2 separate regions of the Homo sapiens genome follow, and region 2 is linked to region 1. Evidence: chromatin loops called from intact Hi-C (ENCODE). Cell type or tissue: B cell. All regions are shown on one strand. Links, peaks and the distances in the headings refer to the core of each region. The heading gives the core; the rest is flanking DNA. Region 1 overlaps ALOX5AP (arachidonate 5-lipoxygenase activating protein). Region 2 has its middle 18 kb from the start of TRN-GTT2-4.

What was found. Hi-C counts contacts between places; a loop is a spot of excess contacts. Peaks named below come from ENCODE experiments on the same cell type or tissue, not always from the same donor. Only the 100,000 strongest peaks of a DNase experiment are listed, where the experiment ranks them.
Region 2: it touches region 1 in a loop (6-fold over the local background); 15 of 110 quality-filtered maps call a loop at or near these places.

Annotation. Positions count from the first base shown.
Region 1 is chr13:30,740,490-30,752,915 of GRCh38, forward strand. It overlaps ALOX5AP (arachidonate 5-lipoxygenase activating protein), which reads left to right. Exons shown (of 5, transcript NM_001629.4): 2 at 3,571-3,670; 3 at 11,563-11,633. It overlaps LOC124903146 (a long non-coding RNA gene), which reads right to left. Exons shown (of 3, transcript XR_007063743.1): 2 at 4,020-4,150. Among named protein-coding and RNA genes, the nearest start is that of ALOX5AP, 11 kb to the left of the region's middle. RefSeq lists an enhancer at 3,186-4,385 and a silencer at 3,890-3,959. In B cell, for the core only: CTCF peaks have their summits at 4,114 and 4,338; DNase peaks (open chromatin) are centred at 393 and 4,042; H3K4me3 peaks cover 472 bases; H3K27ac peaks cover 697 bases.
Region 2 is chr13:30,683,199-30,700,357 of GRCh38, forward strand. No RefSeq gene overlaps it. Among named protein-coding and RNA genes, the nearest start is that of TRN-GTT2-4, 18 kb to the left of the region's middle. RefSeq lists an enhancer at 7,209-7,298 and a silencer at 11,560-11,760. In B cell, for the core only: no CTCF peak of the experiment used is centred there; a DNase peak (open chromatin) is centred at 7,273; H3K4me3 peaks cover 1,071 bases.

The DNA of each region.
Region 1 (12,426 bases), core at 1-8,000:
TTGGCTTACTGTTAGCAGCTAGCCGAGATAAGTGTGTTTATGGTCTTTGCATGTATTGTTTCTGTAGCATACTGGAGGATTACAAGAGGTTGGGGAGTGAGGGGGCGGTGAGGAGTAGACAAAGGCAGCCAACTCTTCCAAGTTTAGCTTAGAAGGAAGGAGCGGTAAACCCTAGTTGAATGTTGGACTGAAGCAGGTTTGTTTTTGTTTTGTTTAAAGGATAGGGAAGATCTGTGCGTGTTTCCAGGATAAAGAAAAGGAGAGAATATGATATTAAAGATTCTGGAAGTGGGAGAAGGAGCAATGAAATACAGACTTGAAGTCAGTGGCATGGACAGGGTCAAGATCACAGTTAGAGGATGCAGCCTTAGAGAAAAGGAAGGGGCTCGGTTCTCTGAGCAAGGAGGGAAAGAAGAGAGGCAGATGCAGAGAAGTACGGCACATCGTGCTGCTGGTTGTAGAAATAACCTCTGACTTTTAATAAAGTCATCCCTCGGTATCCCTGGGGGATTAGTTCTATGACCTCCCTCGGATGCCAAAATTCGTGGATGCTCAAGTCCCTGATATAAAATGGCATAGTATTTGCATTTAACCTACACACATCCTCCATATCCTTTTTTTTTTTTTTTTTTTTTTTTTTTTTTTTTTTGTGAGATGGAGTCTTGCTCTGTCGCCCTGGCTGGAGTACAGTGGCTCGATCTTGGCTCACTGCAAGCTCCGCCTCCCGGGTTCATGCCATTCTCCTGCCTCAGCCTACAGGTGCCTGCCACCACGCCCAGCTAATTTTTTTTTTGTATTTTTTAGTAGAGACAGGGTTTCACCATGTTAGCCAGGATGGTCTCGACACATCCTCCATATACTTTAAGTAACCTCTAGATAATCTCTAGATTACTTGTTTTGTCTTTTTTTTTTTTTTTTCTTTTTGAGATGGAGTTTCACTCTTGTCACCCAGGCTGGAGTGCAATGGTGCAATCTCAGTTCACTGCAACCTCCGCCTCCTGGGTTCAAGCAATTCTCCTGTCTCAGCCTCCTGTGTAGCTAGGATTACAGGCCCCTCCCCACCCCCACCCCCCAACAACTGGCTAATTTTTGTATTTTTAGTAGAGATGGGGTGTCACCACGTTGGCCTGGCTGGTCTTGAACTCCTGACCTCAGGTGATCTACCCGCTTCAGCCTCCCAAAGTGATGGGATTATAGGCATGAGCCACTGTGTGTGGCCTAGATTACTTATAATACCTGATAGAATGTAAATGCTATGTAAACAGTTGTTATACTGTATTGTTAAAAGACAGTAACAAGAAAAAAAATCTGTACATGTTCAGTCCAGACAAATGGTTTTCTGTTTTTTTTTTTTTTTTTTAATATTTTTGGTCAGTGGTTGGTTGACTCCAGGAATGCAGAACCCGCAGATATAGAAGGTTGATTATGCGTTCAGAGGCAGGGAATACCATCTTGGGTTCCAGAAAGAAAATGATCAGCATTTTCTGTCATACTCTGGTAAAAACAGATCTTTTGAATGGACAGGTGTATTAAACCCTGTGGAGCTGGCTGGGCCTGGCGGCTCACGCCTGTAATCCCAGCACTTTGGGAGGCTGAGGCAGGTGGATCACGAGGTCAGGAGTTCGAGACCAGCCTGGCCAATATGGTGAAACCCCAACTCTACTAAAAATACAAAAATTAGCCGGGCGTGATGACGCATGCCTGTAGTCCCAGCTACTCGGGAGGCTGAGGCAGAAGAATCGCTTGAACCCTGGAGGTGGAGGTTGCAGTGAGCCGAGATCACGCCACTGCACTCCAGCCTGGGCAACAGAGTGAGACTCCGTATCTAAAAAAAAAAAACAAAAACCTGTGGAGCTGATGAAATCCTGCAGGGAGCTTCACGGTGACAGCAAGAGGAGAAACACATCCCCATATGCCCCGCAGAGTTTGAAGTCCCGGCTGCACCTCTCCCCAGCAGCAGGTTGACTCTGGAAAGTTGCAGCGTTCTTACCTACAGAGTGGGAACAGTACTACCCATTGCACAGAGTGGGTGCAAAGCTCTGTGACGGAATACATGGCAAGTGCCCACCACATTGCCTGGGATGAGGTGGGCCCTTCCTTTACGTAAGAGAGCCCTACAGATACACTCAAAGTGGGCACATTCCTACAGAAGGAGTGTTATTTGTGTAGAAAAGAAAAACATGAAAGGCTTTTATTCCTATACACAATAAAGCACCCCTTTAATGTCTTTTTGAGGAGGATAATATGAAATTGATGAAAAGGAACCCTGTGGTTGGATCCCTGACAATCACATGTATCCCTTTTTTCACTCTTGAAAAAGGAGTAAAGGAATAAAATAGAAGGGGAGAGGGGGCAGAGAGACCTTCACCGCCCCCCCCCCACCCCCCATCATCCAATCTATAGTCAAACCCTCCAGACTGTGTCTCCTTGGCATCTCTGACACCCCCACCGCCACCACCCCAGTCAATTCCTATCTTATCCCCCTATCCTGGATCTGATTCTGCTAAGTTCCTGCCACACTAAAGACAGGGTGGCTTTCTGATGACAACATTCCTCTGCTTAAACCTGTCAGTAATTCCTTGTTGCTCTCAGACGGAACTAAGTTCTGAATTTCTTCACACGGCTCTCAGCAAGGTCACAGTCACCCTGCTAGGCCCCAGGGGCAAATCTCAATGGTCATCTTCTTGAAGACCTGGCTCAGTTATTTCTTTCTCATTGAGGCTCACGACCCCACCTTCTTGCATGCCTCAAACGGCCCCTTACCATGCTCTTCTTTCGCCCATAGCTCAGCACACCATATCATTTTAATTTATGTATTTTGCTTAATGTGGATGATCTGTCTCCTCCTCTGCTGTCCTCACCAGAGCATCAGTTCCTCAAACCAAGGCTCTTTGTTTTGTTCTTGGATGCAAGCTAAATGTCTGGCATGTGGCAAATGGTCATAGATACATGTCATTGAAAGAATGATTCATCACCTCCCTCTTTGGCCTTGTCTGTGGTTCTACCAAATCCCATTCCCTCCCCAGTGCCCTCCATTCCCCCTCCTTGGCTGAACATTCTGAACCACAGACAGTTCTTTACCCTGAACCTTTGCATATTTTGTTCTCTTAGCTTAGAGCGGCCCCTCTCCCTCCGTCTGCTTGGCTAATTTCTACTTGTTCTTCAGATTTTATCTTAGATGTCATTCCCTCAAGGAATCCTTCTGTGACTCAACATGGAATTAAGTTGCCTCCTTTGACCCTGAAAGCACCATGTACTCAATCTCATCTTGGCATGACTCACTTTGCTGTGTGGAATGTCTGCTTTCCTTGTTTGTCTATTCCTTTAGACTGTAAGATCCTAGAAAGTGGGGGCCGTGCCTTGCTCATGACTGTGTTTCTAACACCAAACACAGTGTTCAGTAGAGAGCAGCTGCTGAGTACGTTTCTGCTAAATGACAGTTGATGGAGGACATTTAGGGTTGCTTGGAGGTCAAGTCAAGGAGGCATTTAACATTCTAGTAAAACAAGGAAGTAACAGGCTCCTGAACATGCCCACAATGAACCAGATGCAAACCTTTTCCCTTGGCAGGATTCTTTGCCCATAAAGTGGAGCACGAAAGCAGGACCCAGAATGGGAGGAGCTTCCAGAGGACCGGAACACTTGCCTTTGAGCGGGTCTACACTGCCAAGTGAGTCCTAACCCTGATGTTGCTAATAAGTGGGGGCATGGGCAGGGGGGCCTCCTTCTAGGAGTGATGACCACCCTTAATACCACATGTCTGTCTGAGCCAAGTTTCTGAGCGCCAGGGAGGTGAGGAAGGTTGGACTTCACCAGAGAGGCTTTGTGGACACCCTTTATCATCTTAGTGAGTGCTAGTGTCAAAACAAAGGGAGTGGGGATATGGGGCACATTGGTGGAGGGAGGTGTGATCTCTGCAGCTTCAGAAAGATCTGAAAGAGTCATTTGGTTAGAGAAGTTGACCTATTTCCTGTGGGGTTAGACCAGGGTTGCTACTGTGAACACCAGCCATGACTCACCAGTCACCTTCAGAAGCCACAGGCAGGACATGCTGACGACAGCCTTCAACTCACCCACCCCTTGCTCCCCTGCGGGTGGAAGTCTGGAGGTGACACCACTGCATTTTCTAACACGGGGGCTCCTTGAGCAACTAGAACAAGAACAGAAAGAATGGGGACATTAGCAGGTGCTTTCCCCCTCTCTCATTCTTTTCTTTGAATAAAAAGGTTGTTTGAAAACACCTGAGCGGCTCCTAAAGATGGGTGCAATCTATTCGGGATGCAAATCCGAATGAATGTTATTCAAATGCTCCTCTCTTCTTTATGCAGAGTGTATTTCAAGGCTCAGCCAGTGGCAGGCATGCTGGGGACTATGGACTACGGACTAGGGGCCTGTCACAGAGGAAGGCCTCATGCTAGAGAGCTAAGGGAGGAGCTGGCCTTCAGTTCCATCCCAGGAGCAACTTTGATGTTCCCAGAGATCCTTCCAAAGGGGGAGTCATGGTCACCCAAGAAAAATGTATTCAGAATGCCAAGAATGGTGCAAACTCAGGACAAAGATTCACACTGCAGGGTTGGAGTCCCTGGGCTTGCTGCTGGCACCATGGGAGGGAGGGTCCCCTTCAGGGGTACCGTTGGTTTCCTGTGAATTAAACTGGCTTCAAGGGATCTCGACTGAACAGGCCTATATCACACTCACTGATATACTCTCTCTTCAGTCCTTCTCCTCATCTAGGTATTTTTAATTGTTTCAGTGAGGTGTAGGCATGAGGGGATTGGAGGGGGCATCTCCTCCATTGCAGTTTTTCATTGGCTGCTTTGCTCCCTCAGCTCCGAAATCGCTGGGCCACTCTCGAACGCATTAGTACGGTAGTCACAGGTTGATTGCCTGGCCCCTTGCCCTCTGTGGGCATTTTCCCTTTCAGACAGCCCCTGAGTACTCACAGTGCTGCTACAGTGGGCCACCTAGATCTCCCTCTTTCTCCATGCTCCCACGTGCTCTGGGCTCCACTCCCTTCTCCCAAGCACTTCTGTCCAGGGCTATTCCAGCAGTCTGACCTCAAGGAAATCCTTTGCTAAACTGATTATAGAGAGGTTTCTATTTTAACATTTAGGTCTTCCATGTATTAATTCTCAGAATCAATTTAAGATGTTTAAAGGTGTGATTTAAGACATTTTAAAACCATTTGGAGGAGAGTACAGAAATTATGTCACTTGCTGTCAGCCTCTTTGCACCATCTGCAGAGAAAGATACTAGAGTCCCGCCTTGGACACATCCACATGCAAGAGGTGCAAAGAAGGTGTCTTTGATGAGGCAAGGTCAAAACTTCTCCCCAGACGAAATCCAAAGAAAGCATTCCTACTATGCTATATCAGTTTGGAAAGAAAAACTTCTGCCAGGTGACTGCATTCTCACTGGTCACATTGTGTTCCTATGGACTCCTCAGCTCAACCAATTTGGAGAAGTTATGGTGCAATTTCACCATATCTGGTTAGAAGTTAAGTTTCCAATTTGCTGGCAATGAAGAAGAAATGGAGCAGGCCAGGCTGTGTAGTTTCTGCCACGTGCCCCCGGGAGTGAACAGCTCTGTTTGTAAGAAGCCATGGTGCTTAGACCTGGGCTCGCTAGTTGCCAGCCTCCAAATTGCAGAAGTGCCCTTTGGTTGGTGGCTATGCTGTGTCACTTGGGAAGGTCGTTTGGAAGTTCCACAGTCGTTGTGGGGTGCCAGAGATTAAAAAGCGTAAGAGGAGAGTGGAAAGTGATTGTTGCTGCTTGGGCATCCCCACCGTGTGGGTGCTGCAGCCCAGCTCTCAAAACCCATGGGTCTGTACACTCAACCTCCATGAGAGGGAAGGAGAAGGATGAGGGAGGGGAGAGATAGCCATGGAAAGGTAGGAACTAAGCAGGCAGGGTGGAGAGTTTTCTGTAAGACAAAAACTGTCTGGACACTGCTGCGGTTCTGTTACAAAGACCACTTCCTCCCTGGGCCAGCAACATATCTGTGTGCCTGTCTGGGTTGTAAAAAGGGTCAAAGATCAATGCAGCAGGCAGCTACATGCTGGCAAAAGCCAGAGGCAGCTGGTCTGTTTGCCTGTGCCAGGAAACCACTGGGAATGGGGTTGTGTGTTATTCTAGGAGAAAGTCGTCCCAGCAGCAGCTTCTCCAGGGGCATCCAAGAGCACTGAAAAGGGTTGCAAGATGACCCATGAGGCTGCAGGAAGAAAAGAACATGCATTTAATCTTGCTATCTGAAAAGTAAGACATGAAGCTTTCCTCATTTTTAATATACACATGGACAGTAGTATGTGTATATAGTTTATATGCAAATATACTTGTTATAAGGTTGCATGCTCAAAATTTTTGGTTCATGGGGTGTGGGATCATAAATGTTTAGGGACCATGGCTATCAAGGAAAAACAGCATGAAGGATAAATGATACTGGTGGATTAAAAAGACAGATGCATGTATTTTTAGCATAAAACACAACTGCTGACTGATACAGATAGCTCAAGATTCTGGGGCAGCTGCTGAACAGATACACTAGCCAGTGTGGCTCATCGGCTCAGACTTGGCCTTAATTAATGGGCTGTCCCTCCACCCATCTCCCATGAGGGCAGAGCTGAGCCAGGGTTTGAGAGCTAAAAGGAATTGGACCTGGACTCTGTTCACGTGTATATTTTAATTCTAATTAATTCATTCTTTTGAAAGACAGAGTCACACTCTGTTGCCTAGGCTGGAGTGCAGTGGCACGATCTTGGCTCACTGCAACCTCGGCCTCCCAGGTTCAAGTTATTCTCCTGCTTCAGCCTCCTGAGTAGCTGGGATTATAGGCACATGCCCCCATGCCTGACTAATTTTTGTATTTTTAGTAGAGACGGGGTTTCACCATGTCAGGCTGGTCTTGAACTCCTGACCTCAGGTTATCCACCCGCCTTGGCCCCTCAAAGTGTTGGAATTACAGGTGTGAGCCACCGTGCCTGGCCTGTTCACATGTATAAAACACAGTTTAATGTCCTATTCCCAGCCAATGAGCATGGCTAGAGCAGCCTTGGTCAAAGTTTGGTTTTTGGAGAAAAATCCTTGTTAGCTGACCTAAGATTCCTCTTTGTGAGTGTAAGTAAGCACAGGTTGCAGAGAGGAGAAGGGTCTCTGGAGAGGTGTAATTTTCTAAATGGATTACAAGTTCATGGACTTTTAACAGGTGTTACAGGGGATAACAAGTTCTTTATAGACAGACTTTTGAGGACGTTTAAGGGTATTCTGATTCTTGGTTTTCTAAGAGGGGAATGTATTATTTAACTACAGACACCCCTACCGCCCACTTTTTGCAGAGTGTATCAAAACATGTTTTTGGAATACCACCCTCATGTCGCTTCTCCCTGCATCTCTTATCTCTTGGTGTCCATTCTAGACTCACTTTCTTTCTGTTTTTTATTTTTATTTTTTTTTGAGATGGAGCTTCACTCTGTCACCAGGCTGGAGTGCAGTGGTGCAATCTTGGCTGACTGCAACCTCTGCCTTCCGGGCTTAAGCAATTTTTGTGCCTCAGCCTCCTGAGTAGCTGGGATTACAGCATGCACCACCATGTCCGGCTAATTTTTGTATCTTTAGTAGAGACAGGGTTTCACTATGCTGGCCAGCCTGGTCTCAAACTCCTTACCTCAGGTGATCTGCCCGCCTCGGCCTCCCAGAGTGCTCAGATTACAGACGTGAGCCACTGGTGCCTGGCCTAGACTCACTTTCAAGTGGCATAGACTTGTAAAATTATTTAAAGGTGATAGGTCTACAATGATCCTGTCAATTAGTATTGACACTATTATTAATAAACTGTTATTAATTATATTTACTTACTTTAAATTAATCCAAACTAATTAACGGAACACTAAAGAGTTTCTATGTTTTATTCCCAGAGGTGGAGAAAAATGAAAGGGAATATAGCAACGAATTCTTTTCTCCATAAAAACATGAATAGTGCAGCACATCAAGTTGAACATACCACAGCAAATTGTTGCAAGATCTGCTGAGTAGCTCCTATTTAGACCTCAAGGAATGAGACTCAAAATGGGTTCATCAGTTCTGTTTTGCAGAAAAAATAGCGCAAAATTTCTCAAAAGAAAATCCAGAATAATAATAATTTGTCAATAGGAAAGACATTTCCACTGGGGGTTAAGAAGGAAGACATTGGAACAATGATAGCCACCACTTATTGAATGCTTACTGTGAGCCAGGTGGCACTTCACCTTGTTTCATTCTCACAACAGTCTAGGGAAGTAATTACTAATGTCTCCATCCACCTCTTGTAGATGAGCAAACTGAGGCTCATTGAGGCTAGGAAATGCACCCACACTCACATAGCCCATAAGAGGCAGCCATGGCATTGGGCCCAGACCATGTGAACTTCAAAGACTACACGAGCAGCCACTGGGCAGCTGTCATGGCTAAAGCCACTTGAATTCAGCCCAGCAGCAACCCCCTCTCCAGGAGGGGCACATAAGCTTGCAGCTTTGGGTAGAAGCTGCACTTGAAGTCCTGGATGGCGAGAGGGACTGGCTTGAGCCAGAGCCAGGAACAAGGCTCTGAGAATATTCTGGAAATCCACAGGAGGAACCCATTTTCTTACAGCTGGGAGAATTTCATTCAACTCCAGGCTGACCATGTTTTATTAGGAACGAAGGTGACTTGAACTAATAGTCAGGAATGGTTGAATACGGACCCAATGTCAAATCACTAGGCAGTTCACATTTCTAATGAGCAAATCCCTTAGACAATTAAGAATTTTTTTCCTTTTGCATAACCCAGACAAAATCGCTACTTAAAAACAAACCAAAGACCCGAAACATGAGAAAGAGAAGGAAGCAGGGGAAATCTTTGGTACTAATAAGTTTTTAAACAATAAGAGCACCAGATATTTTACCCCATCAGACACAGAATGTTATTCGAATAACCAAAAAAGGAATTTTTTCTCTAAGTTTCTTGAACTGGAAAATGAATCATATTTTCTCAGTCCTGAGGCTGCAATTTTGTGCCTCTAGTAACATATAAGAATAGATGTGATGCCAGTGCCCAGTAGCTGCTGCAATTGTTACTTGGGGACCTGTTTATTCACTAAGCACTTCACCCCAGTGATAAATTTGTAGGGGCCTCCTGCCCTTTGGAGCTCCTACCGTGTCCATTAGATCAGTGGAAATTCTGGGATTCAGAGCACTTTGCAAGGTCAGCAGGGGTCTGCTCTTTCTGTCCTGTTCCTGGTTTTTGGTTGTGCCTGGATTCCAGGGTAGGTTTCTCATCTGTTACCTTCATAGACTTCTCCAGAAAAGGATCTTTTGACCATCAGAGGACCACGAAGATTCCATTGGTGAGGCGCAGATAACCTGATCTCTCTGGGTTCTCTGCAGGGCACAGATGAAGGGCTGGCCATTCCCAAGTTCTCAGTGGTACCACTGAGGCATGAGACCCTAATGGTTTGCATGAGCAGTTTGAAAATTGCATCTTTGTTTTTACCTATATAATCACATGAAACCCGTGGTTCTCAAACGTCAGCAGGCATCAGCATCACATGGAGGGCTTGTTAAAACAGATTTCTGGGCCCCAACACAGAGTTTTAAATTCTGAAGGCCTGAGGTGGGTGTGAACATTTGCATTTCTAACATGTTCTCGATGCTGCTGCCGCCTCTGGTCCCGAGAGCATGCCTGGAGAACTGCCACCTTCGACCATGGACTGTGAGAATTCACATGGACCTCAGAATTATAATCAGTCTCTCAGTTTTACAGATAAGGAAACTAAATCCAGAGAGATTGTTTTGCCAATGGTGAACAGCTGGTTAAAGTCAGGATGGAGACTTTAATCCTAGTCAAGTGACCTTTCCTCTGTATTTATTTCCCTCCCTTTTTATGCCTCTCAAGTCTAGTTACACTGTTTTTCATGGATGGGCATATTTATTGTCCTGATCTGGACTGCAGACTTCTCAGGAGGACACCTATGATTTAATTTAGTATAGTTGAAGAGTTAACAGACATGGCTTTGGAGACAGACTGATTATGGTGTGAATCCCGGCTTTGCCACTCCCTAGCTGGATGACCCTGAGCAAGTTATTCAGCTTCTCCAAGCCTGAGTTCCTTATTGGAAACATGAGAGCAATTGTGATAGGCAGAATAATGGCCCCCTCACCAATCATGCCCACATCCTAATCCTAGGAACCTGTGAATATGTTATGTTACATGGCAAGGGGAAATTCAGGCAGCTAGCCAGTTGGCCTTAAAATAAAGAGATTATCCTGGATGATCTGGGTAGGACCTGATGTAACCACAAGGGTCTTTTTAATGTGGAAGAAGGAGGCATAAGAGTAGATGTCAGAGTCATTCAAAATAAGAAAGATTTGATGGGCCATCCCTGACTTTCAGGTTGGAAGGAGGTTCTGAGTCAAGGAATACAGGTGACCTCTAGAAGCTGGAGAAGGCAAGGAAATGGTTTCTCCCCTAGAAGTTCCAGAAGGATTGCAGCCCTGCTAATATCTTGACTTTATAGCCCTTTGAGATTTATTTTGGATTTCTGACATCCTGAACCATAGTAAAAGGGTGTTTTTTGTTTTTTTGAGACAGAGTCTTGCTCTGTTGCCTGGGCTGGAGTGCAGTGGTGTGATCTTGGCTCGCTGCAACCTCCGCCTCCCAGGTTCAAGTGATTCTCCTGCCTCAGCCTCCTGAGTAGCTGGGATTACAGGTGCTTGCCACCACACCTGGCTATTTTTTGTGTTTTTAGTAGAGACAGGGTTTCACCATGTTGGCCAGGCTGGTCTTGAACTCCTGACCTTGTGATCTGCCTGCCTCAGCCTCCCAAATTGCTGGGATTACAAGGCGTGTTGTTTTAAGCCACTCAGTTTGTGGCCACTTGTTACAGCAGCAAGAGGAAACTCATACAGTTATCATGTGAACTCACAGGAATATGGTGAGTTAAAAAGAGAGGAAGGGTGCAAAACATCCACGGTAGAGTGAGAACTCTCCAGGGAGTGAGGACTGTGCCCAGCATACAGTGATCACCCTCTTAGTAAGCTAAGTTTCTGAGCACCAGCTTTTTTGAGTTGACTTTGTTGTCTTTAACATTTGAAGATCACCCTTCTTTGCTCAGCCTGGCTTGCAGACCTGGGCTGATTTGTGGATCTGATAGAAAAGTTTCCTTAGTTGGGCTCTTCTCCCCGACCACCCCCATGCCAGTGTGGCCACATCCTCTGTCTGCATTGCTCACTCTTCAATTCCAAGAAGCGCAGGGGCACCGCCAGGAACAGGAACCCTGCCAGAGGAATACATCAAGAAACCAAGTCTCCCTTACGCATCACCGTAGGAACAGAGTTAATGGATTATGAACATGTGTTTGCTTTATACCATTGTTTGTTTCCCAGGTGGCAGCTGGCTGCCCCATCTTATTGGGTAGATGTAAGTGGAATTACGAATGGGATTTATGTTTCATGCACGATGGTGATTATTAACTTCAACTTTCAGGTAATTTTCAGACCACATTGCACTAACTTGGTCTCTGATTGTTTTTCTCCTTGTTTGTTTATTCTGCAGCCAGAACTGTGTAGATGCGTACCCCACTTTCCTCGCTGTGCTCTGGTCTGCGGGGCTACTTTGCAGCCAAGGTAACTCAGACTTCCCTTTGTTCATTCTCCTTCTATAAAGTGCATCTCAAGGAGGTTCAAAGGGCAGGCTTTTTGTTGAAAGGACTTTGCCTGACCTCTGGCTCCCATCTGTGAAGCCCTGGAGAGGTGAGAGCCCTCGGGAGGCCGTGTTTCAGGCATGCTCTGCACCCGTGCAGAGCGCGTGTGATAATGCATTGCTAATGCTTGCTCCCTGGTGGCTGGCTGAGAGCTGCTGTGCTGACAAGGGTGGTTTAAGGCTAAATGTGACTCAGAATCCTTAAGCAGTGTTAGTTCAGATACAAGGGCATTATAAATGAGAGTGCCTGAGGGATCTATTTTGGGACCGCTGTCACTTGGCTCTTCTGCTAATAAGCTTCCAGTGTGGTGGCCCTCCTTCAGGCATGTTTCCACTGAGCCACGGGCTGGATGCCACATCCCCGGCCTTCCCACAGTTATCAGCAGCCCACAGGCTTGACTTGAGCAAGTTGGAAAGACAAATCAACTTCCAGAGTTGATTTAACATTGAGTGGAAATCAGTCATACTTTTGGTCCCCTTTCGGGGCCACGCCTGGCACTGTGCCTGGTGGCAGATCGGCATGAACTGGCCAGCTTCTGTGGCCCTGGAGGGCACAGGCAGAAAGGCCACACTCAGTCCCATGATGAACTGTTTAAGACTTATTGTTGTCTCCCCGCTCTGTAAAGTAGATAGAGTGGATTTTATGTCCCTTATTACCTTTCAGGATACTTTGACTCAGGGAGATAAAGTAACTTGGGTACAGCTACTCAGCTGGTG
Region 2 (17,159 bases), core at 4,158-12,157, 53 kb before region 1:
AAGTGCTGGGATTACAGGCGTGAACCACCACGCCCGGTCTCAGTTTTAATTTCTAATACAGTAAGTATTGATCAGTGTGCCCCACATTAGTAAAAGCTCTTGGGGTCCTCAGTACTTCTTTTTAAGAGTTGTCAAGGAGTCCTGTGACCAAAAATAGGAGAGCCACTGCCCTAGAAGGACAGCCCCAGCCCGGGTCAGGAACAACTGGGACAGAACCTACTGCTCCTAGTGGATTGTAATATGATAGGATTTAACCTTCAAGGTTTCAACTCTTGGCAAGAGTCCATGAGGGGCCATGGTTTGTCCTGAGCATTGCTTACTGTTAACAGGAGCAAGTTCCTTAGGCTGGTGAGCCAAGCCAGCCTGACGCTGGCCATGGACATCTTAGTGGGCTGCTTGTTCTAGTGTGGGTTTTCATTTTATGGGAAATGTCATCTGCTCTAAGGCTCTTCTCATTTGGGGAAATCACAAGTTCTCAGAATGTTTGTCTCTCTTGGTTGGGGCCTCTATAATTAAATTATAAAACAGAGGTAATGGTTAAGTAATGCAAGATTTGACAGAAACCACAGAGGATTTAGGGTTTAATTTGAGTGAGGCAAAGGGGGGATGAAGATGAGCGGTCCTGGAGACAAGAAAAAGATTGGATGAAGCTGGGCACGGTGGCTCACGCCTGTAATCCCAGTACTTTGGGAGGCCAAGGTGGGCAGATCACTTGAGGCCAGGAGTTTGAGACCAGCCTGGCTAACATAATGCAACCCCGTCTCTACTAAAAATACAAAAATTAGCCAGGCGTGTTGGTGTGTGCCTGTAGTCACAGCTACTTGGGAGGCTGAGGCATGAGAATCGCTTGAATCCGGGAGGCAGAGGTTGCAGTGAGCAGAGATCATGCCACTGCACTCCAGCCTAGGCAACAGGGTGAGACTCTGTCTTCTTTTTTTTTGAGACGGAGTCTGTCGCCCAGGCTGGAGTGCAGTGGCATGATCTCTGCTCACTGCAAGCTCCGCCTCCCAGCTTCAAGCGAGTCTCCTGCCTCAGCCTCCCGAGTAGCTGGGATTACAGGCATGTGCCACCACACCCAGCTAATTTTTATATTTTTAGTAGAGACGGGGTTTCACCATGTTGGTCAGGCTGGTCTCAAACTCCTGACCTCGTGATCTGCCCGCCGCGGCCTCCCAAAGTGCTGGGATTACAGGTGTGAGCCACCATACCTGGCTGAGACTCTGTCTTTAAAAAAAAAAGAGAGAGAGGGAGAGAAAGATTGGATGAAACAACAGAGTGGGGAGGACCTGTGAGCTTGGTAGCTTGGTGAAGGCAGGGCTTTATTGGGGGCCTTAGAGGGGATCCAATAAAGGTTCCCAGTCATGGTAGTGACCTAAAGAAAATAGCATTTTAACATCTTTCATTTCATAATAGACAGTCACAGTTTACAAGACCCTTTCCATACATTCCTTATGACATCCATACTACAGCCCAGAGGCAAGTTGTGCACTCTCTCCTCTCACAAATACAAAAACTCAGCCTCTAGAGGCCAGCGACCTGCTCAGGGTGATGTGCAATTCAGGGATGACAGAGTCGAGGCTCCCAGCCCAGTGGTTATCCCTCACAGGCACGTTGCCTGTCAGTGTGCAGTATAAAACTTTGTACAAGAAATCAAGTTGCATTAGTCAGTCGGATTCCCCAAATGATCACATTGTAGATGGTGTATGCTGTGGGCAGAGCAAGGGCTGCTGTTTCTTGGGCAAAACAATCAGTCCCCCTCCCCCCCAAAATAAATGAATGCCAATGGTGTGACTTTATTTTATTTATTTTATTTTTATTATTATTTGTGAGACAGAGTCTCACTCTTTCACCCAGGCTGGAGTGCAATGGCATGGTCTCGGCTCACTGCAACCTCTGCCTCCTGGGTTCAAGCGATTCTCCCGCCTCACCCTCCCGAGTAGCTGGGACTACAAGTGCATGCCACTGCACCCGGCTAATTTTTGTATTTTTTTTAAGTAGAGACAGGGTTTCACTATGTTGGTCAGGCTGGTCTTGAACTCCTGACCTCATGATCCACCTGCCTCAGCCTCCCAAAGTGCTGGGATTACAGGCATGAGCCACCGCGCCCAGCAATGTGACTTTATAATTACAGAATGTAGGACTCAGCTCCCACTATTGTTATGACTCAATATTCTCTTAGATAATGTTTGGGGCACTAGCTTACAGGCAGCATTGCCCGGTGGTTAATGTTGTAGCTTTGCAGGCAGACTGACCATATTAAAATTCGATCACACCATTTGCTAAGCCTGTGGACTCGGGCACGCTTCTTTCTCTGCGTTAGTTTCCTCCTCTGTAAAACACGGATGATGCTATAAACACACCCAAGTCCTAGAATTGTTATATGAGTTAGAAAAGATAGGCAAATACAACTCTCACAAGACAGCCTGGCCTCCAGTAAGTGCCACTGAGTGTTTGCTCTTATTGTACAGTGGCTCCAAGTGCTTCTGTCTTGGATTATTTCTGACCAGGTGGCTATGTCTCCTAGTAACTTACCAATCCTGTTGAGTCTTAATAAGCACGTCTTTGATGCCTACAGTGCGACTGAATTTCCAGGCCTCATTACTGGAGACACAATCATCCTATATGCTTTTTTCCATTTGTTTTTAATAAAGTGGTACATGTGTATGGCACCAGATCAAACAGTACAGAACAAGTTACAATGGAAGAGAATGGCCTCCCAGCTTTCCTGAAATCCTCAACTCAGAGACAACTTTTTTTTTTCTGACGGTTTCTTTATACAGCCCTTTTTGTGGTTACCTTCCTAACTCTAGAAAAACTATTCTTACCTCTGTTTATTTACTTAGAAACATTAGACGTTACCTTTCAACTCCTCAGTATGAAGCTTTAGTTTTCAGCACCCCAGGCCACCACCCTCTTTCCAGGACTTACTACTTATACTGGTGGTAGGTGGAATTTTAAAATTCATCAGCATTCTTTTGTGATTCTCTGTGTGTTCCAGTTTTACAGCAACCCGTACTTGTTGCATGAGTACAGTAGAACTGGGAGGCTCATAACTTAGCCTGCAGGACTTTTCACTTAAAGCCTGGCCCTCAGGGTGATGTCACCCACCTCATTGTGCCTGGCTCAGGAGTTTAGTCCCTCAGTTGCCTGGTTGTATAGTTTGGATGTTCAGCACCTCCAAATCTCACATTGAAATGTGATCTCCAATGTTGGATGTGGGGCCTGGTGGGAGGTGTCTGGGTCATCAGGTGGGTCCCTCTTGAATGGCTTGGTGCCTTCCCCATCGTAACGAGTGAGTTCTTGCTCTGGCAGTTCACACAAGAGCTGGCTTTTTAAAGGAGCCTGGCACCTTCCGCTCTTTCTCTTGCTCTTCCTCTTCCCTTCCTTTGTCACTAAAAGCTTCCTGAGCCCTCACCAGAAGCGGTGCAGATGCTGGTGCCATGCTTGGACCTCCTGTAGAACTGTGAGCCAAATAAACTCTTTCCTATAAATTACCCAGTTTCAGGTATTCCTTTATACAATGCAAAACAGACTCACACATCTGGTAAACCCCAGTTGTTTGCTTCTAGGTAAGACGGGAGGAGTGGGGAGCTGGTGAGGGTTTCCACTGCATTGTCTATTTTCAGGCAAGGTGTCTCCACTGAGTAGGCTTCACATTCAGAGCTCTGGGTAAGGTGGGCAGGAAGAGGGTTGCAGGCTGCCCAAAGGAGGGAGAGAAGAAGGCTGAATCCTTCAGTGACAACCTGTGAACCAGAGTCTTAGCTCTCTTTGAATATTTTGTTCAGTATCTTTGGGTTTTGTTTTATTTTGCCTAGGGGTAAATGCTGACTGCCTGTTCTCTGGACAGGAATGGAGAAGATGGTGCTAGCAGGGTTGCTGTTCATATGTAGACATTCATGCAGTCACTCTCTTTTCAGCACACTTCTTACTTCTGCCCTGGGTTCAGTTGCTGACTCTGAGCCCAGAAACCTTCTAGGGTTCTGTTAGGTAGATTGGCTTCCACCGTCTTTGCGACAACCACAGAAAATTCTAGACTGTTTTCTCTTCGGGCTTCATTAGTCAACTTGCTTCAGTCTGTCTTGCATCTTCTAAATATTTATAGATCTCTCTCTTTTGTTGGAGTGGCAGAAAATGCTAGTTGACCACCCAATATTCAAATTATCCTGCCTCCTTAATAACAGAATATCATTGGATGTGGTGGGTAAATAATATACCCTAACTTTCCTTGCAGAGAGGGGTGGCCAATGAGATGGAAATGAAAGTCATTGGGAAAGACTCCCAAGACATCTCTTTAAACAAGACAGACTGAAGCAAGTTGACTAATGAAGCCCAAAGCTAGCAGTTGTTTTTGTTTATCTTTGCCTCTTTCTTCTTCTTCCTGTGGGGACAAAGGGCAGTGATATCTGGAGCTGCAGCAGCCATTTTGGCATAATGTTGGAAAAGCCAAGAGACTCTCAGAGACCGCAGCTCCAGCAGTTTTTTATTTTTTCCAAATATTTGCTCCACTGCAGGAGGATGAGATATTCGTGTTTGTTGCCTTGTGACTGTAGGAGGACTGCACTTCCCTGCCTTGTTGTCAAGTTTCCCCATGTGGTCTGCTTTGGCCAGTAAAACATGAGTGGGAGAAGCTTGGTGAACCATTGCATGTCTACCAGCTTTTTTGCTCTCTTCCCTTTGGCATTAGAAAGGCATGTCCAGGATGGAGTTGTTCCTTCAGCCTAGATTGGGTTATGAGAAGCTAGCTGGGGGAGTCCAGTAACATATAAAGCGAGTTAGAAATAAAACTTTGTTGTTGTAAGCTATATATATATATATATATATATATATATATATATATATATATATAATATGTATGTAATATATAAATACATATTATACTTTAAGTTCTAGGGTACATTTGCACAATGTGCAGGTTTATTACATAGGTATACATGTGCCATGTTGGTTTGCTGCACCCATCAACTGCTCATTTACATTAGGTATTTCTCCTAATGCTATCCCTCCCCAGCCCCCCACCCCTCAACAAGCCCTAGTGTGTGATGTTCCCCTTCCTGTGTCCAAGTGTTCTCATTGTTCAATTCCCACCTATGAGTGAGAACATGTGGTGTTTGGTTTTCTGTCCTTGTGATAGTTTGCTGAGAATAATGGTTTCCAGCTTCATTCGTGTCCCTGCAAAGGACATGAACTCATCCTTTTTTATGGCTGCATGGTATTCCATGGTGTATATGTGCCACATTTTCTTAATCTAGTCTATCATTGATGGACATTTGGGTTGGTTCCAAGTATTTGCTATTGTGAATAGTGCCGCAATAAACATATGTGTGCATGTGTCTTTATAGTAGCATGATTTATAATTCTTTGGATATATACCCAGTAATGGGATCACTGGGTTAAGTGGTATTTCAAGTTCTAGATCCTTGAGGAGTCGCCACACTGTCTTCCACAGTGGTTGAACTAATTTACACTCCCACCATCAGTGTAAAAGCATTCCTATTCCTATGTCTCCACATCCTCTCCAGAATCTGTTGTTTCCTGACTTTTTAATGATTGCCATTCTAATTGGCCTGAGATGGTACCTCATTATGGTTTTGATTTGCATTTCTCTGATGACCAGTGATGATGAGCATTTTTTCATGTGTCTGTTGGCTGCATAAATGTCTTCTTTTGAGTAGTGTCTGTTCATATTGTTTGCCCATTTTTTGATGGGGTTGTTTGTTTTTTTTCTTGTAAATTTGTTTCAGTTCTTTGTAGATTCTGGATATTAGCCCTTTGTCAGATGGGTAGGTTGCAAAAATTATCTCCCATTCTGTAGGTTGCCTGTTCACTCTGATGATAGTTTCTTTTGCTGTGCAGAAGCTCTTTAGTTTAATTAGATCCCATTTATCTATTTTGGCTTTTGTTGCCATTGCTTTTGGTGTTTTAGACATGAAGTCCTTGCCCATACCTATGTCCTGAATGGTATCGCCTAGGTTTTCTTCTAGGGTTTTTATGGTTTTTAGGTCTAACATTTAAGTCTTTAATCCATCTTGAATTAATTTTTGTATAAGGTGTAAGGATGGTTTCCAGTTTCAGCTTTCTACATATGGCTGGCCAGTTTTCCCAGCACCATTTATTAAATAGGGAATCGTTTCCCCATTTCTTGAGCTACAGATATTTTGAGTTTGGTTACCACAGTATTATCTAGTGGAAGTTGACTTATACAGTATGTAATAGGATAAATATAGGTGTGTAACAGAATATTAAGTGTTCGTGTTTCAAAGCTGAGGGGAAAATGTTAAAAGTGTTCACACACTCTAAAAAGAGATTAGCTAAAACTGCTTCATTAACCACACTTTGGGGAAACCAGTTCTGAGATTCTTCTCCATTACTCTGACAGGTTGGACCCTCTGGGGAGCAGATCTCAAGATCAAGTTATGAGTGCAAGAGGTGTGTTGGGAAGCGATGGTTGTAAAAGAATCCTGCAGTAGCACCAGGCACAAGTCTGTCCAGGGAGAGGAGGACTTCTACTCTCTACCAGCATCTCTCCTAAGTCCCCTTAGGGGACGGGGGCAAGGAAGTGCTGGGAAGGGCAGGGCATGGTTCCTGGCTAGGACTCCACCCCCCTGGGGCCTGTACCCACGGACCTAGGTGAAGACAGGCACTCCTGCCTTCTCGCCCAACGGTTGCGTTTCCCAAGATCATCCTGGCCTGCCACGCCCCCATCTACCTATTAAACTCCCCCACCTTCCCCAAACCCTAGCAGGCAGACACACATCGGTGGAAGAAGACAGGAGCGGCTGGACATTGAAAGGACGTCGAGAGGAGCACACCTGCACACCATCGACCAGCGGAACGAGGCAGAGTGTGGCTGGAGCAGTCGGAGGGAAGCCTGGGCCGCTGACTCCAGGGGAAAACCATCTCCTTTCTGGCTCCCCCCTCTGCTGGGAGATACTTTCACTGAATAAAACCTTGCACTCATTCTCCAAGCCCACCTGTGATCCGATTCTTCCTGTACACCAAGGCAAGAACCTGGGATACAGAAAGCCCTCTGTCCTTGTGATAAGGTAGAGGGTCTAACTGAGCTGGTTAACACAAGCTGCCTATAGACAGCGAAACTGAAAGAGCACACAATAGCACACACTCATTGGGGCTTCAGGAGCTGTAAATATCCACCCCTAGACGCTGCCATGGGGCGGGAGCCCCACAGCCTGCCCGTCTAGAGGTTTGAGCAGCGGGACACTGAAGAAGAGAGCCACACCCTCATCGCACGTCCTGCGAGGGAGACAAGGGAACTTTTCCGGTTTCACTTCTGCTTGGCTTGAGCTGGCACTGAAGCACCCTTTTCCCTCCTCACTGAGGGAGCAGAGGGGAAAAGCGGTAGAACTAACAGGCTAACAATGCTCCTCCGAAAATATATCGTATTTTTGGATCCCTAGAGATAGGTGATCACGGCAGCCGCGGAGTGCATTTGGGTCTCCTTTCAAGAAAGAACTTGCTGCTCAGCGTTGAAGAATGCAGTTGGCCAACAGCCTCCAGCTGCTCTGTCTTCAGCATCTGCCATGGCATCTGAGCTGAGGTCATGTTCTTCCTGGGAGGTCCCCAGCAGAAGGATCACGTGGAAGCTCCACAAGCTCCACAGATGTTCCAGGAGAGGAATAGGCAGCATTTGGAAGACATATCCTGCCATAACAGAGGGCATTTGCTAGTAGAGACAACAAACAGCAACAGCCAAGTAAACAAACACACAAGCACAAAGCACTTTCTCCCATTTCCCCTCATTGATCCTGTCCGGGTAGAAGCTGGGGAGGAAGTAGAATAGGGTGAGGCGGGGTGGGGCTGGGGGGCCTACACCTTCTTCCTTCCCCCGCAGGTCCTGTCCCTGGGCCAGGCTTGAACTAGGGGAATGGGAAAAGCTGTGAAGTGAATGAGAATTAGGAGTTTTTATTTAGACTGGACTTGAATTTTTTTTTTTTTTTTTTTTTTTTTGAGACAGAGCCTCGCTCTGTCACCCAGGCTGGAGTCCCGTGGCGCCATCTTGGCTCACTACAGCCTCTGCCTCCCGGGTTCAAGCGATCCTCCCACCACAGTCTCCTGAGTAGCCGGGATTACAGGTGCCTGCCACCATGCCCAGCTATTTTTTTTTTTTTTTGTATTTTTAGTAGAGACAGGGCGTCACCGTGTTGGCCAGGCTGGTCTCGAACTCCTGGCCTCAAGTGATCTGTCCGCCTCGGCCTCCCCAAGTGCTAGGATTATAGGAGTGAGCCACCACGCCTGGCCTGGACTTGAATTTTTAATTCCTAAAAATGAACTACCAGTTAAAATTTAAAAATGACCAAAAAAGCTATGGGATATGCTGATGTTTTGCTTTGGGGATAAGGAAAAGATATCTGGTTGAGCGGCATTGAAAACAGTGTAGGGAGAGAAAAACTCATTCCTGGCTCACCCTTTTGAGTCCCACTATCTCAATAATCTGATGTTATATGACACACACACACACACACGGAGGAATCCTGGAAGACTCCATATCAAGGTGGTGATGAAGGTGACCAGTGGGTGATAGGATTATAGGTGTGTGTTTATTTATTTATTTTAATTACCTTTTTTTAGAGACAGGGTCTCTGTCATCCAGGCTGCAGTGCAGTGGTGTGATCATGGCTCACTGCAGTCTTGCACTCCAGGGCTCAATCCTCCTGCCTCAGTCTCCTGAGTAGCTGGAGCTGCAGTCATGCACCAACGTGCCCAACTAATTTACTTTATTTTATTTTTTATTTTTTGTTAAGATGGAATCTCACTTTATTGCCTAGGCTGGTCTTAAACTCCTGGTTTCAAGCATTCCTCCTACCTCAGCCTCTCAAAGTGCTGGAATTACTGCACTTGGCCCTATTATATTTTTAAAAAATTTCAATAGTTTTAGGGGTAAAAGTGGCTTTGGTTACATAGATGAATTGTATAGTGATGAAGTCTGGATTTTTAGTGTACCCATCACCCAAATAGTGTACATTGTACCCAATGAGTAGTTTTTCATTCCTCACCCCCACACTGTCCCCACTTCTGAGTCTCCTGATGTCCATTATAGCACCCTGCTTTTGCGCACTTAGAGCTTACCTCCCACTTAGAAGTGAGAACATGTGGTAGTTGGTTTTCCCTTCCTGAGTTACTTCACTTAGGTCAGTGGCCTCCAATTTCATCTGAGTTGCTGCACATAACATGATTTCATTCTTTTTTTGACTGAGTAGTAGTCCATCTCTCTCTCTCACACACACACATACACACACACACACACACACACACACACACACATTTATCCACTCATCCATTGATGGGCACTTAGGTTGCTTCTATATCTTTGCAATTGTGAATTGTGCTCCAATAAACATACATGTGCAAGTGCTGTTTTTTCTCCCTTTTATCCTTCTTTTCTTCCCTATGCTTCCATAGGTACTGAGAAAGAGTCTTTTTTATATAATTATTTCTTTTCCTTTGGGAAGATACCCAGTAGTGGGATGGCTTGATCCAATGGTAGATCTGTTTTTAGTTCTTTGAGAAATCTCCATATTATCTCCATATTGTTTTCCATAGAGATTGTACTAATTTACATTCCCACCAACAATGTATGTGTTCCATTTTCACTGCATCGGCACCAACAACGGTTGTTTTTTGACTTTTTAATAATGGCCATTCTGGCTGGGGTAAGGTGGTATCTCACTGTGGTTTTAACTTGTATTTCCCTGATAATTAGTGATGTTGAGCATTTAAGAAATATATTTGTTGGCCATTTGTATATCTTCTTTTAAGAAATATCTCTTGAAGTTGTTTGCCCACTTTTTAATGTGATTATTTGTTTTTTTTTCTTGCTGATTTGTTTGAGTTCCTTGTAGCTTCTGAATATTAGTCCTTTGTCAGAGGTATAGTTTGCAAATACTTTCTCCCATTCTGTAGGTTGTCTCTTTACTCTGTTGGTTATTTCTTTTGCTATGCAGAAGCTTTTTAGAATAATTAGGTCCCATTTACTTATTTCTGTTATTTTGTTGCATTTGTTTTTGGGGTGTTAGTCACAAATTCTTTGCCTAGACCAATGTCCAGAAGAGTTTTTCCTAGGTTTTCTTCTAGAATTTTTATGGTTTCAGGTCTTAGATTTATGTCTTTAATCCATCTTGAATTAATTTTTGTATATGGTGAGAGATAGGAACCCGGTTTCATTCTTTTACACTACATGTGGCTATCCAATTTTCCCAGCACTGTTTATTGAATAGGATTTCCTTTCCCCAGTGTATGTTTTTGTTTGTTTGGCTGAAGATCAGTTGGTTGTAGGTATTTGGTTTTATTTCTGGGTTCTCTATGCTATTCTACTTTTATACCGGTTCCATGCTGTTTTGATTACAATAGCCTCGTAGTATAATTTGAAGTTGGGTAATGTGATGCCTCCAGATTTGCTCTTTTTTTGCTTAGGATTGCTTTGGCTATTTGGACCCCTCTTTGGTCTCATATAAATTTTAGGATTGGTTTTTCTAATTCTGTGAAAAATGACATTGGTATTTTGATAAGGGTTGCACTGAATCTGTGGATTGCTTTGGGTAGTATAGTCATTTTTACAATATTGATTCTTCTAATCCATAAGCATGGTATGTTTCTCCATTTGCTTGTGTCATCTATTATTTCTTTCATTAGTGTTTTGTAATTCTCCTTGTAGGGGTCTTTCACCTCCTTGGTTAAGTATATTCCTATGTATTTTATTTTTATTTTTTGCAGCTATTGTAAATGGGATTGAGTTCTTGATTTGATTTTGAGCTTGGCCATCATTGGTGTATAGCAGTGCTAGTGATTTGTGTACATTGATTTTGTAACCTAACACTACTAAATTCACTTATCAAATCTGGGAGATTTTTGAGGATTCCTTAGGATTTTCTAGGTATGAGATCATATCATTGGTAGAGGTAGTTTGAGTTTCTCTTTTCCAGTTTGGATGCCCTTTATTTCTTTCTCTTGCCTGATTGCTCTGACTAGGGCTTCTAGTACTATGTTGAATAGAAATGGTGAAAAGTGGGCATCCTTGTCTCATTCTAATTTTTAGGGGGAAATGCTTTCAACTTTTCCCCATTCATTTTGATGTTGGCTGTGAGTTTGTCATAGATGATTCTTACTATTTTGAGATATATTCATTTGATGCCTAGTTTGTTGAGGGATTTTATCATAAAAGGAGGCTGGATTTTATTGAATGCTTTTTCTGCATCTATTAAAATGATTACGTTTTTCATTTTTAATTCTGTTTATGTCATGAATCACATTTATTGACTTATGTTTATTTGTTGCTTACATCTACTTTCTAATTTTACTATAATAAACATGTATAATTTTGTTATCAGAAAAGTAAATGTAAAAGTGAGTTTTAATTTTAAAACTTGGGCCTAAGTCTTCCTGCCTCCCAAGCCCATTCCCTTCCTGATATCTGGGGCTTCCCTCCTCAAGCCTGCTCTGCAGGATAAGGGGATACAGTCCACATGCCTGCTGCTGGTTTGGCCCATGATAACCTCCATGGGCAATGTCTGAGCCTCTGCTGTTGAGTTTTGCTTTACACACTCCTGGCAAGGAAAGGATGGCCAACATGGCTTGGACATGGGTTGCTGATAATTGGTGATGTCTCATGACTGGTTCTGCCTGGAGGGCTTGCTGTAAGTCCCTGATAGGAGGAACATGGACCTGCACAAGAGCAGAACTTATCTGACACTGAAGAGGACACTTCAAGAACAGATTATCAAAGTCTAGCTCAGGGAGAAATATACTTTAGAGCAGAATGAGGAATGGCGAGGCAGCTGAGCTTAGACACAAGCAGAAGGAAATCCATGGTGAGGGCACAGGCAAGGAAAGGGGCTGAGAGAGCATTAGTGGGGGCAGTCAGGGGCAGTGGTCAGGATGCTCGGATGCCAGCGTGAACAATCGCATCAAGATTAAACACCATGAGGATCGTTAGACTTCCTGTCATATGTCTCCAGGTGGTGCTCCAAATATCCTAAACCAGATGACAGCACCCCTCCACCCTCTGCTGTATAAGCACATCTGCTCTCCTATAATCATTCCCACATAGCAATTTATCATTTTTATTGATTTTTCTTCATTTAATACACGTATAAGTGTGTCTTTTATTTTTAAAAATTTGCATTCCTTTAATTGCTTTGGAGATTGTGCATTTTTCTCTCTGTTGATTTACTCTGCCAATAAACATGTAATCCTACCATAAGCATGTTTTACTTGTGTAATCAACCAAAATAAAAAATTTAAAAAGGAATCACTGACTATGAATTAGACATGTGGATAGGCACCAGGGTTGCAGACATGGCCCACGTTCTTGCATTAACTTGCACTGTGGCTGGGGCATTGGATGGGTACATTAAAAGGATTAAAGTAATATAAGGCAGTATTTATTAAGTGTTGAGTGAGCACTACAGAACCCAAGTGCTGAGGGAGTTTCATGCAGGAAGAGATCAAGAGTAACACAGAGAAGAAGAATAGATCAATTTAGCGCATTCATTTAAAAATTCACCTTTTGCATAAGGGGATGTGTCTTTTGTGGGGAGGAGGGGAGTTCCGATTGGCAGTTTGTTCTCAGGGAGCTTGAAGAAGAGATCTTGGAGAGGAGACGCAGAGAAAACAAATGAAGAAAATGTCAAAATGGAAGGGGTTGGCCCGGCTATGCATACCTTAGTTAGCTTAGGTAGAGTCTAAACTTTTACAAGTGGTTTCAATAGGTGTGTTTGGTCTGGGTTCTTTGGGAGGTATCATAGGAGAATGAAGGCAGGGAGGACGCTTCCAGCACCAAAATTCAAAGGGAAATGTATTTTACATGCATAGCATTGTTTTACTCTCTTTCCATTTGGAGCATATCTTAAAAATTCCATTTGGAGCATATCTTAAAAAACCCATTTCTCTGACAATGGTTCTAAAAGGGGGAAACATCCTTTGCAACAGAATCATTCATTCTCTCATTCATCAACCACTGATTGTGTACTAAGTGTCAGACCTGATCTCCATCCTGCCTGGTATGGCACTAGCTTCTGTCTTGAGACAAGCATTGTGATAAACCATGACCAAAAAAAGGGCAGTTTTATAAACACAAGTCTGCCAGGCTTTCAGCAATTCTAAATTTCCTTTTGCAAGTCAGGCTGGAGTTAATGGCTCTTTCCTGCAGCGGCGGAGATGACAGGGCTCTCCCACAGTGCTGAGCAGGCAGTTTGAAAGCCCCACTTCCTGTCTCTGCATGGGCGAGTGTCCACTGGAAGCCACTGAGAGGAAGGAGGGAAACCTCAGAAACCGGCCCCTGCCTGGCTGCTTCACCCTAGAAAGCCCAGGCAGAGGAGGGAAAGGTGAAGTGCTGAAAAAGAATAAAAAAGGGGGAACATGAAAAAGAGCAAGAGCAGGAAGGAGGCAGGGACGGGAAAGGAGGGGAAGCACGGAAACAGCCAATGTCAAGGAGAAGAAAAGATGGCTGGTGGAAAGGAGCTTCCAGGAATTGGGACACAGCCCTGTCTTATTGCAAAAGATGGAAACCCTGAAGGAGAACAGGAAGGAAAAAGAAAACAAGTCCGTCTGAGCTGGCAGGGTCCACTTTCTCATTCTACAGATGAGGAAACAGAGGCACAGAGAGGAAGTGGCTTGCCCAAGGGGGCAGATTCTTGAAAGGATCATCTGCACTCTCTCTCCCTTAATGCATTCTTACCTCTTCTTTACTCGTGAGTCAGTCCTGAAGGACAAGCTGCCTGAAGTCCCACACAGATGGGCCTGGGGCAAGCATCAAACATCCTGGGGGCCCTGGGTGAGGTTTGCTTTTAAATTCCAGGTCAGGGAAAGGAAGGTCTTTAAGTTGTCTGCTCTAAGCTTAGTAATCCCCCTCAGAGTTATGGGTGCGGTGTCTGGGGTAGCCGTTGCGTCTCTGGGCAAATACCCTGGAGAATGCAGTGTTGGTTGTCTGAGCTGGGGACAGAGTGACAGCATAGTTGCATGCAGAGCTGGAGGCTCCTGCAGCTGTACAGGTAAGGTGCTGAAATTCTCCACCAACCCTTCCTCTTTGCCCCCAGCACCACGAAGATAACCCTCTTTGAATATGTGGAAGTCTGTTCTCCAAACTTTCTAACATTCTCATGTCAGTCTTAATAGATTCAGCTCAGTTACTGCCTCCTCCAGGAAGTCCTCCTTGTCTGCAAATCGGCTGCCCACCATGCCGGCTCACTCATAGTTTTAACTCTGTATCTTTCTAATATGCCTTAGCCCACTCTGTCAGGATTCCAGTCAGCTTCCTTCTCCTAGACTAGGAGTTGCCTCAGGCCAGGAGGACCAGCCTTGTTCATATCTGTACCCTGCAAACCTGTCAATGCCCAAACCTGCTCAGTGCTTTGGAGTATGGAACCAGCCGTCAATGCAGGAATGTTACACTCTAAGAGTTCCCAAAGGTAGAGAGATGAGGGATTGGTGCTGGAAGTGGGAGGTTATTCTAAGGATGGGTATGGCAGGAAACACAATTATAGTTCAGGGAGTGGAGTGTCCAGGAGTGGGAGGAGAGGAACTGGGAGAAAGAGCAGAGAGTGAAAGTGAGAGCGGGCACAAAGAAAGGGAAAAAGAGTCAGGGATCAACCAAAGTGCATGCTTCCTTTTCAGCCCTGCCAGGATGTGCAGGGCGGCTGCTGTGGACGCGTCAAGGCTCAGCCTCAAACATGTCTTCTTCCTTGACTTTTGTCTATCATTCTAAAGCTAGGTCATTTAAAAAGTTCTTTTGTTTTCTTTCCACCGATACTCTGATTTCTGACATTCGCCAAAAAGAGGTCAAGACCCTGGCATACCGCCCTACTAAGATTAAAATAAATATTATCCATTGAAACTGTTATTTTTTCCTTAACTGTTATTTGTAGAGTTAAAGATTCCCATGATCGCGCTGGCTCTAACATCATTTTTGGCTCTTTTGAGATCAAATTTGCAATTTGATGCAAAAATAGCTGTGACGCATATGTGTCTGTATGTGTGTGGTTAGGAGATTTTTTATCATTACATCTTCTTTTGCCCTGCCTTTCTGCCTTTCTGTCCTTTTAATTTGCGGGCTTTTGGCAACCACAGCACGGGTCTGGTTTCCTAGGAGTTTCTTTTGTAGGATCAAACCGCTAGTTGGCTCTTGGCCCTGTGATAGGGCCCTGGGCTAACTTATTGGGAAAATGTTGCTGTAACCCCTGCCCAGAGGTGCCTGTGACATGGGCCGCCATCTTCTCCTCTTCCCTTGGCTTCAGCCCCACCTAGAAACCTGAACAAACATTTTCCTTGACATTTCATAAAGTGTCAGTGGCTCCTCATTTAGCAAAATACATCCCAGGGAAGTTCAAAAGTGAAAAAAGGCCGTAACTTCTTCTTCTTCTCAGGGACCTACAGAAAATATGTGGCACCTCGGCAGCCTGGCCTGCAGCACTCCCCTCCCCATCGGTGAGTCCTGCTACAGTGGGTCCAGGTGTCTGGACGCCCGGCACGCACGGCTCTCTGCAGACCTCTGGACAGTACCATGGGAGCCGCACAGTCCCTGCCTGTTCTGTCCGGCAGTTCTTGTTTCCCAGCACCCTGTCTCAGGTGAGAGGTTCCCTCTTCTGCTGGGCTTCTCCTCCCTGCTGTGAACCCCAAATATCTGAGGCAGGTCAATTTAGGAACCTTATTTTGCCAAAGTTGAGGATGTACCCATGACACGGCCTCAGGAGGTCCTGAAGACAAGTGCCCGAGGTGATCGCGGCACAGCTTGGTTTTATACATTTATACAGACATCAGTCAATATATGTAAGATAAACATTGGTTCGGTCCCGAAAGGCCGGACAACTCCAAGTGGAGAGGGGGCTTCCAGTTCACAGGTAGATAAGAGACAAAATGTTGCATTCTTTTGAGTTTCTGATTAGCTTTTCCAAAGGAGGCAATCAGATATGCATTTATCTCAGTGAGCAGAGGGGTGACTTGGAATGGAATGGAAGGCAGTTCTCAGTTTAAATTTTCCCTTTAGCTTAGTGATTTTGGGGTCCCAAGATTTATTTTCCATTCACTCTGCAGACAGGGGCTTCTGTGCATCCAGGGAGCCCCTCCTCACAGAAGGAAGCAGGCCATTAATGAGACCCAATCCAGCTTCAACCACCTGGTAACAATTAGGACATCACTTCTCTGAGCAAGAGCTCCTGCCTGTCCATGAGTTATCAAGACATTCCAATTGTTCCTCCACATCTTTGACATGAAGACTTGAGGGGGTCAGATTTTCCAGGGGGCTTGATGGCATGTTCTCTTCACTGTTCCCTGCCCTGGTCATCCAAGTGACCCTTGGCAGGGAAGAGGCCCCGAGTTGCAGAATCTCTGTTCTCACAAGCCATTGCCAACCCGGAGAGTGGCTTTGCCACTATTCCTAGCATGTTGTTGGCTATTTCAGGAATGGGAGTATTTGACTTTTCCCTTTGCAGTGATTGCTGCAAGGAGAGGAATTGAGAGACTCAAGTCCCTGAGATAAATATTTATCAACTATTACTGAAAGGGAGTATGTCAAAGAAAAAATGTGGAGAAACTTCAGCTTGAACACATAGTTTAAATCCAGCTTGGGTGTACTCCAGTGGGCATGGATGTATTACTGTTTTGCAGTGCATTCTTCTATGATCAATACACAGAAGCAAACAGGCCACGTGGGTAAACAGTAATTTTCATTTACCAGGGTGAATATGGAAGTCCTCTTGTTTCCATGTCATGATGAAGGAAAGCAAGGACCATCTTTTGCCAAGGAACAGTGGCTGTGGGGGAACTGAGGAGATGGAAGGACAAGGCAGTCAAAAGCTTTGGAACAACTCTTTTTTTGAGATGGAGTTTTGCTCTTGTTGTCCAGGCTGGAGTGCAATGGCACGACCTCGGCTCACCACAACCGCTGCCTCCCAGGTTCAAGTGATTCTCCTGCCTCAGCCTCCCGAGTAGCTGGGATTGCAGGTATGCTCCACCATGCCTGGCTAATTTTGTATTTTTAATAGAGACGGGATTTCTCCACGTTGGTCAGCTGGTCTTGAACTCCCGACCTCAGGTGATCCACCTGCCTCGGCCTCCCAAAGTGCTGGGATTACAGGCATGAGCCACCATACCCGGCCCTTTTTTGGAATAATTTTATAGGTTTTCAAACTATTACACTTACCTTTTTATAT